Linked DNA regions of Homo sapiens: region 2 is linked to region 1. Evidence: read pairs that join two places in POLR2A ChIA-PET (ENCODE). Cell type or tissue: PC-9. All regions are shown on one strand. Links, peaks and the distances in the headings refer to the core of each region. The heading gives the core; the rest is flanking DNA.

What was found. ChIA-PET counts read pairs that join two places held together with the same protein. Peaks named below come from ENCODE experiments on the same cell type or tissue, not always from the same donor. Only the 100,000 strongest peaks of a DNase experiment are listed, where the experiment ranks them.
Region 2: POLR2A ChIA-PET joins it to region 1 with 11 read pairs; 2 of 35 experiments call an interaction of 5 or more read pairs at or near these places.

Annotation. Positions count from the first base shown.
Region 1 is chr16:67,211,665-67,214,572 of GRCh38, reverse strand. It overlaps the pseudogene FBXL9P. Among named protein-coding and RNA genes, the nearest start is that of MIR328, 11 kb to the right of the region's middle. In PC-9, for the core only: no CTCF peak of the experiment used is centred there; a DNase peak (open chromatin) is centred at 1,602; H3K27ac peaks cover 2,211 bases.
Region 2 is chr16:66,945,909-66,948,796 of GRCh38, reverse strand. No RefSeq gene overlaps it. Among named protein-coding and RNA genes, the nearest start is that of CES2, 12 kb to the right of the region's middle. In PC-9, for the core only: CTCF peaks have their summits at 1,248 and 1,448 (motif pointing left); a DNase peak (open chromatin) is centred at 1,406; H3K4me3 peaks cover 936 bases.

The DNA.
Region 1 (2,908 bases), core at 237-2,736:
CCCGGCTTTTTTGTATTTTTAGTAGAGATGGGGTTTCACCACGTTGGCCAGGCTGGTCTTGAACTCCTGACCTTAAGTGACCTGCGCGCCTTCGGGCAAAGTCCAGGGATTACAGGCATGAACCACCACGCCCGGCCAGCAGTTACTCTTAAGATGCCAGCATCGGGAAGGGAGGAGACCAGGGGGCAAGGTGTTCCTTCTGTAGATGGGGCAGCTAGAGCTAGAGCATGTGGCCTTGCAGTTCTCTTTGGGTGGGTCTAGAAGCATCTTCCCAGGGCCCAGGAAGGGGGTGTCCTATACCAGGGCCAAAGTCCAGAACCCAGAAGGCCTGCTTCAGCCTGCTGCTGTTCTCTCACACAGAGAAATATCCCTGAAAGGCTGTTCCTGGGCTCCTGCAGGTTATTTATTTATTTATTGATTTAAGCTGGAGTCTCGCTCTGTTGCTCAGGCTGGAGTGCAGTGGCGCGATCTCGGCTCACTGCAACCTCCGCCTCCCAGGTTCAAGTAATTTTCCTGCCTCAGCCTCCCAAGTAGCTGGGAATTACAAACTCCTGCCACCACGCCCAGCTAATTTTTGTATTTTTAGTAGAGATAGGGTTTCACCATGTTGGCCAGGCTGGTCTCCAACTCCTGACCTCGTGATCCGCCTGCCTTGGCCTCCCAAAGTGCTGGGATTATAGGCATGAGCCACCACACCTGGCCAACTCCTGCAGTTTTAAGTCCATATGACCTCAGGAGCAGGTGACCTCAGGAGCAGACCTCAGGAGCCACCTGGGAGGTGGCTTAGAGGCTGCTCCCATCCCACCTGCAAAAATGGTGGGGCCTGGACATGGTCTCAAGCCTCTTCCGTACCCCCAGAGCTAGAAGTCCTTTAAGCCAGGCTCTGCTTCTTTATCGAGTGGCCTTGCTGCCAGGAGCCAGCCCTGGACTTGGGCCCTGGGGCATTGCCAGAGCCTTCCAAGGTCTTTTGTCCACCTGGTTCATAGGGAGGCAGTGGGAGAGAAGAGACCCTTCCTGGCCAGCCAGGCTCCAGAATGAAGGGAAGGAAAGAAGTCAGGCTGAGCCCCTGAAGGTGCTGTGCCACTGGAGCTGGGGCCTGCAGGACTTTCAGGGGTTCCTCAGTGATGTGTGACTTGGGGGAGGAGGTGCTGCCTCACAGCCAGCTCTGCCCCACCTGCCCCAGCCAGTTTCCTCTGATCTGCATGGGATGGAGTCGTTCAGCTTGCAGGGCTTGGGAATGGCTGGAGGTATGCCCTCCATTCCTCTCTGATGTTTTATTGCCCTCTCCACCCTCACACACTGGGATCTTCCCAGCCTACCTTTCACCTGAGATCCCCGATCCATTGCCCACGAGGAGACCTGTGGTGAGTGCCCCTCTCATCTGGAATGACCATGTTCCAGAAGTAGGGGCTGGAAGGGGAACCTGGCTGACCTCTGGTTCCTGTGAAAGAGGCCAGGAGCTGGTTCCTGTCTCTTACACCACTCCTTCCTGTCATTATAGCCATGGGTGCCACTTTTCTGTGGTAGAAGCCAGGCTGGCCTCTCCACACCTGGGAATGAGTCCTGTGTTTCTTAGGAGAATCCTGTTGATAAGTATCTTGCAGGAGCACATCCTGTGAGTCACTTCTACCTTCTGCATTCCTTTTTTTTTTTTTTGAGATGGAGTTTTGCTGTGTTGCCCAGACTGGAGTGCAGTGGTGCAATCTTGGATCACTGCAACCTCCACCTCTCAGGTTCAAGTAGCTGGGATTATAAGCATGCACCACCACACCCAGCTAATTTCTTTTTTTTTTTTTTGAGATGGAGTCTTGCTCTGTCACCCAGGCTGGAGTGCAGTGATGCAGTCTCGGCTCACTGCAAGCTCCACCTCCCGGGTTCACGCCATTCTCCTGCCTCAGCCTCCCAAGTAGCTGGGACTACAGGTGCCCACGACCATGCCCGGCTAATTTTTTTGTATTTTTAGTAGAGATGGGGTTTCACCATGTTAGCCAGGATGGTCTCGATCTCCTGACCTCATGATCAGCCCACTTTGGCCTCCCAGAGTGCTGGGATTACAGGTGTGAGCCACCGCGCCCAGCCTAATTTCTGTATTTTTAGTAGAGATGGGGTTTCACCATGTTGGCCAGGCTAGTCTCAAACTCTTGACCTCAAGTGATCCACCCGCCTCAGCCTCCCAAAGTGCTGGGATTACAGGCAGGAGCCACCGTGCCTGGCTTGGATTCCCTTTTGATGATGGTCTGTGGGGTACCAGCAGGGAACAGCAGCTTGTTTTTGCAGTTACTGACAAGACAGGTTTAGGGGAGGATTCTTTCCTGCATCAGGACCATGTTGATTCAAACAAGAGCCCTCTTTGAGTACCACGTGCCTGCAACATGGGCAAGAGGTAGGGAGATGGGGCAAGGATTTTAGAATCCAAGCCCTCTTCTCCCTCTCCCCAGAGATCTGTTCCACACAAATTATACCGATTTCCCTTTGGCTCACTCCAGTGCAATATCAGGAAAAGTTCTTTGAAGATATCTCCTTAGCTGGGAGCTCCTAAATGCCTGCACAAGCCAACTTATTCCCACTATGTAGCCCTGAGCTTTTCTCTTGGGTCCCACCTGACTCCAGCTGTGCACTCCCCATTATCACTCCCCTGTTCCTCTACGCAGAGCCAGCTCAACTTCCTTGGCACGGGTGAGGTGTGTTCTGTTAGCTCCCACCCACGGAAATGGGAGGCTTCAGCGTCCTTACCGTGACAGATAGATGCCCCCTCCAGAGATATGCCACAGGGATCACAAGCACATCTTGAACTCTGGAGCATCCGGGGCCCAATACCAGGCAGCTCCACGTGTTCATGCACACACACATGCACATGCACATACATGCACACACACATATATGCACATGCACACATTTTTGCTTACAC
Region 2 (2,888 bases), core at 389-2,888, 270 kb after region 1:
GAGCCCGGTCCCTGTCACCCCTCCGCGGGAGCCTCATAGTGACCCTGGAGGAGAAGCAGCAGGAGCCCACAGGCCACCGCGCTCGGCCGCGCGTGAAGTCTGTGCAGCCGCATGGTCGGCTCGCTGGTCTCGGTTCTCTGCCGACGGACACGCTGCTGTTCACCCAGAGGCTGCCCCGGGTCGGTCCAGCCGTGGATCCAGTGCCTTGCCCAGCCTCGGAGTTTGGACTGGGCAGGGAGTCGGCGGGGTGCGCTGACTTGGGCCGGGAAAGGTGGGTTGGTAGGAGAGCAGGACTGAACAGTCATAGGTGGGTGGGGATCTAGTGGTAGGCAGGCCCGGGCACGGCCACTTCCCTTCTGCCCGGGCCCCTTTGGCATCCTCAGAAGGGGCTGCGCGGCTTCTGTAGTCCTCCGCGATCCAGAGAATCCTCTCCTCAAACCTGTCGTTGTCCACAGGCCCGATGAGCGCGCTGGGGGATCGATAGGAGGGGGCAATAAACTAGAATTGGAGATCCCAAGAGGGCTTCTCTGAGGAGGTGCACGTTCAGGATCCCCACAGTTGGAGAAATGGGAAGGAACTTGATCGGGGTGAAGGAACCGCTTGAGCAAAGGCAGGGAGGCGTGACGGCGCCCTTCATTCTGGAAGCTCCTCCTTGCTTTCAGGACTCAGTTTCCTGGGTTCCCCTTCACGGCCCCTCATCTCCTTACAGTCCAGGGTCTGAGGGTCTCCGCGGTCCCCTCCCTACTCAGTCACGCCATTCTTTTGAAACGTACACGTGACCGCGGCACTTCTTAAGGAGCGCCCCCCTTTTCCTCGGTGGCTTTCAGTTTCCTCACCTCCCGCGGAGACCAGGGCCATGGTCATTTATCCTCTTGACGAACATTTCACGAGCGCCTGCCGCTCCGAGCGATGGGGACCCGGCACTCCCAGGCCTCTGTTGCAGCAGGGGAGGCAGGCGCGTCACCTGGAGGTCCCGAGACACTGGGAGCCCTGCCAGGCCAGAGGCGACCAACTGGTCTGGGAACGGGAGTGTACTATGGTCCTGTAACTATGGGCCTTACAGTGTCTGAAGCCCGGAGGTGGAGGCTGCAGTGATCTGTGATTGCACTACTGCATTCTAGCCTGGGTGACAGGACTAGACCTTGTCTCAAAAAAAAAAGGGGGAGCAGGGGGTAAATTGTAAGTTATTTCACAATAAAGCTGTTAAAAAAAGAACTATTAAGTCTAAACAGTAATCCTGGGAACTGACTTTGGGAAGGTATATTGTACATCTGCAGAACTGAAAAACATACAGAGGCATGCATGCAGCTGGTGCACAATAAACGCTTTCAGAATGTAGTGGGAACATTATGCACCAATCAGTGTTCATTGAAAGGAAAGTCTCCTCCCTCTCTCAAGTTCAAGTCATTCCAGGCTTAATATTATCCTTGTCTGCCACCTGGTGGCCAAAATGGGCAATGTGGGTGTCCTGGTCTTTCACCCCAAACTTCAAAAGGCTCTGTAATTGGACTTACGGGCCCTGGCTGGAAAGAAGGGAGACTTTCCCCATGGAAAACGGGTGCCCTGAGAGGCAAGTTGATCAGCAGTAGGGGCATAAGGGGATTATTAGGGTTTATGGGACAGAAATATAGCCTCTTAATGACAGAGAGAATATACTTTGGTGAAACCAAGAGGCCGATTGAACACAATTGGCCACCTTTGCACACTGAGATAAAATATGAGGTTTTTTGCAGAGCGGGGAAGGAGAAAAGTCTAGGGACAACAATGAGGTAAGTAGGAAAAGTAATCGTGTGGACACACATGGTGAATTTGGGGATGCTCAGGGGGTTGAAAGGTTGGCAGGGAAATTCTGAAACGTGAGAGGACATTTCCCTGGATGGAGAGGCCCCTGGTAGCCAGCGGACAGGAATCTCTTAGCAGGTGTGCTAATATCCTGTGAGTATGGGCCTTACAGTGTCTGTAGAACCACTGAGAAGAAGAGCAACCTTCAGGAGACGGGCGACTGAGGAAGCAGCTTGGCTTTCCTGGCCACTGTGCAGGAGGCCCAGGCTCAGGGGCCTATGGACAAGCCCGGTCTGGCTTCTGACAAAAGTGGGGTTAGGCACCTCTGCAGGACATCGATAGTTGGGTGGGTGGCTTGTTTTATTTTTTATTTTTGAGATAATGTCTCGTGCTGTCGCCCAGGCTGGAGTATAGTGCTGTGATCTCAGCTCACTGCAACCTCTGCCTCCCAGGTTCAAGTGATTCTCTTACCTTAGCCTCCTGAGTAGCTGGGATTACAGACACCTGCCACCACACCCGTCTAATTTTTGTATTTTAGTAGAGATGGGGTTTCACTATGTTGGCCAGGCTGGTCTTGAACTCCTGACCTCAGGTCATACCCCACCTTGGCCTCCCAAAGTGCTGGGATTACAGGTGTGAGCCACCGCACCTGGCCTGAGGTTGCCATCTATTAACCAGAGAACAAGTCCTTGCCAGACACCAAATCTGCTGGCACCTTGATCCTCGATGTCCAAGCCTCGAGAACTGTAAGCAATACATTTCTGTCATTATAAGGCACCCAGTTTATAATATTAACCTGTAGTATTTTAAGTTTTATATCAGTATTGGAAGCCCTATTTTTTTGAGGCAGGGTCTTGCTGTGTTGCCCAGGCTGGAGTGTAGTGGTGCAATCACGACTCACTGCAGCTCTGACCTCCCAGGCTCAAGTGATCTGCCCGCCTCAGCCTCCTGAGTAACTGAGACTATAGGTGTGTGCCACCACATCCAAATAATTTTTCTATTTTTTTGTAGAGATGACATTTCTCCATGCTGCCTAGGCTGGTCTGGAACTCCTGGGCTCAAGTTCAGGAGTCCCACCTCGGCCTCCAATAGTGCTGGGATTACAG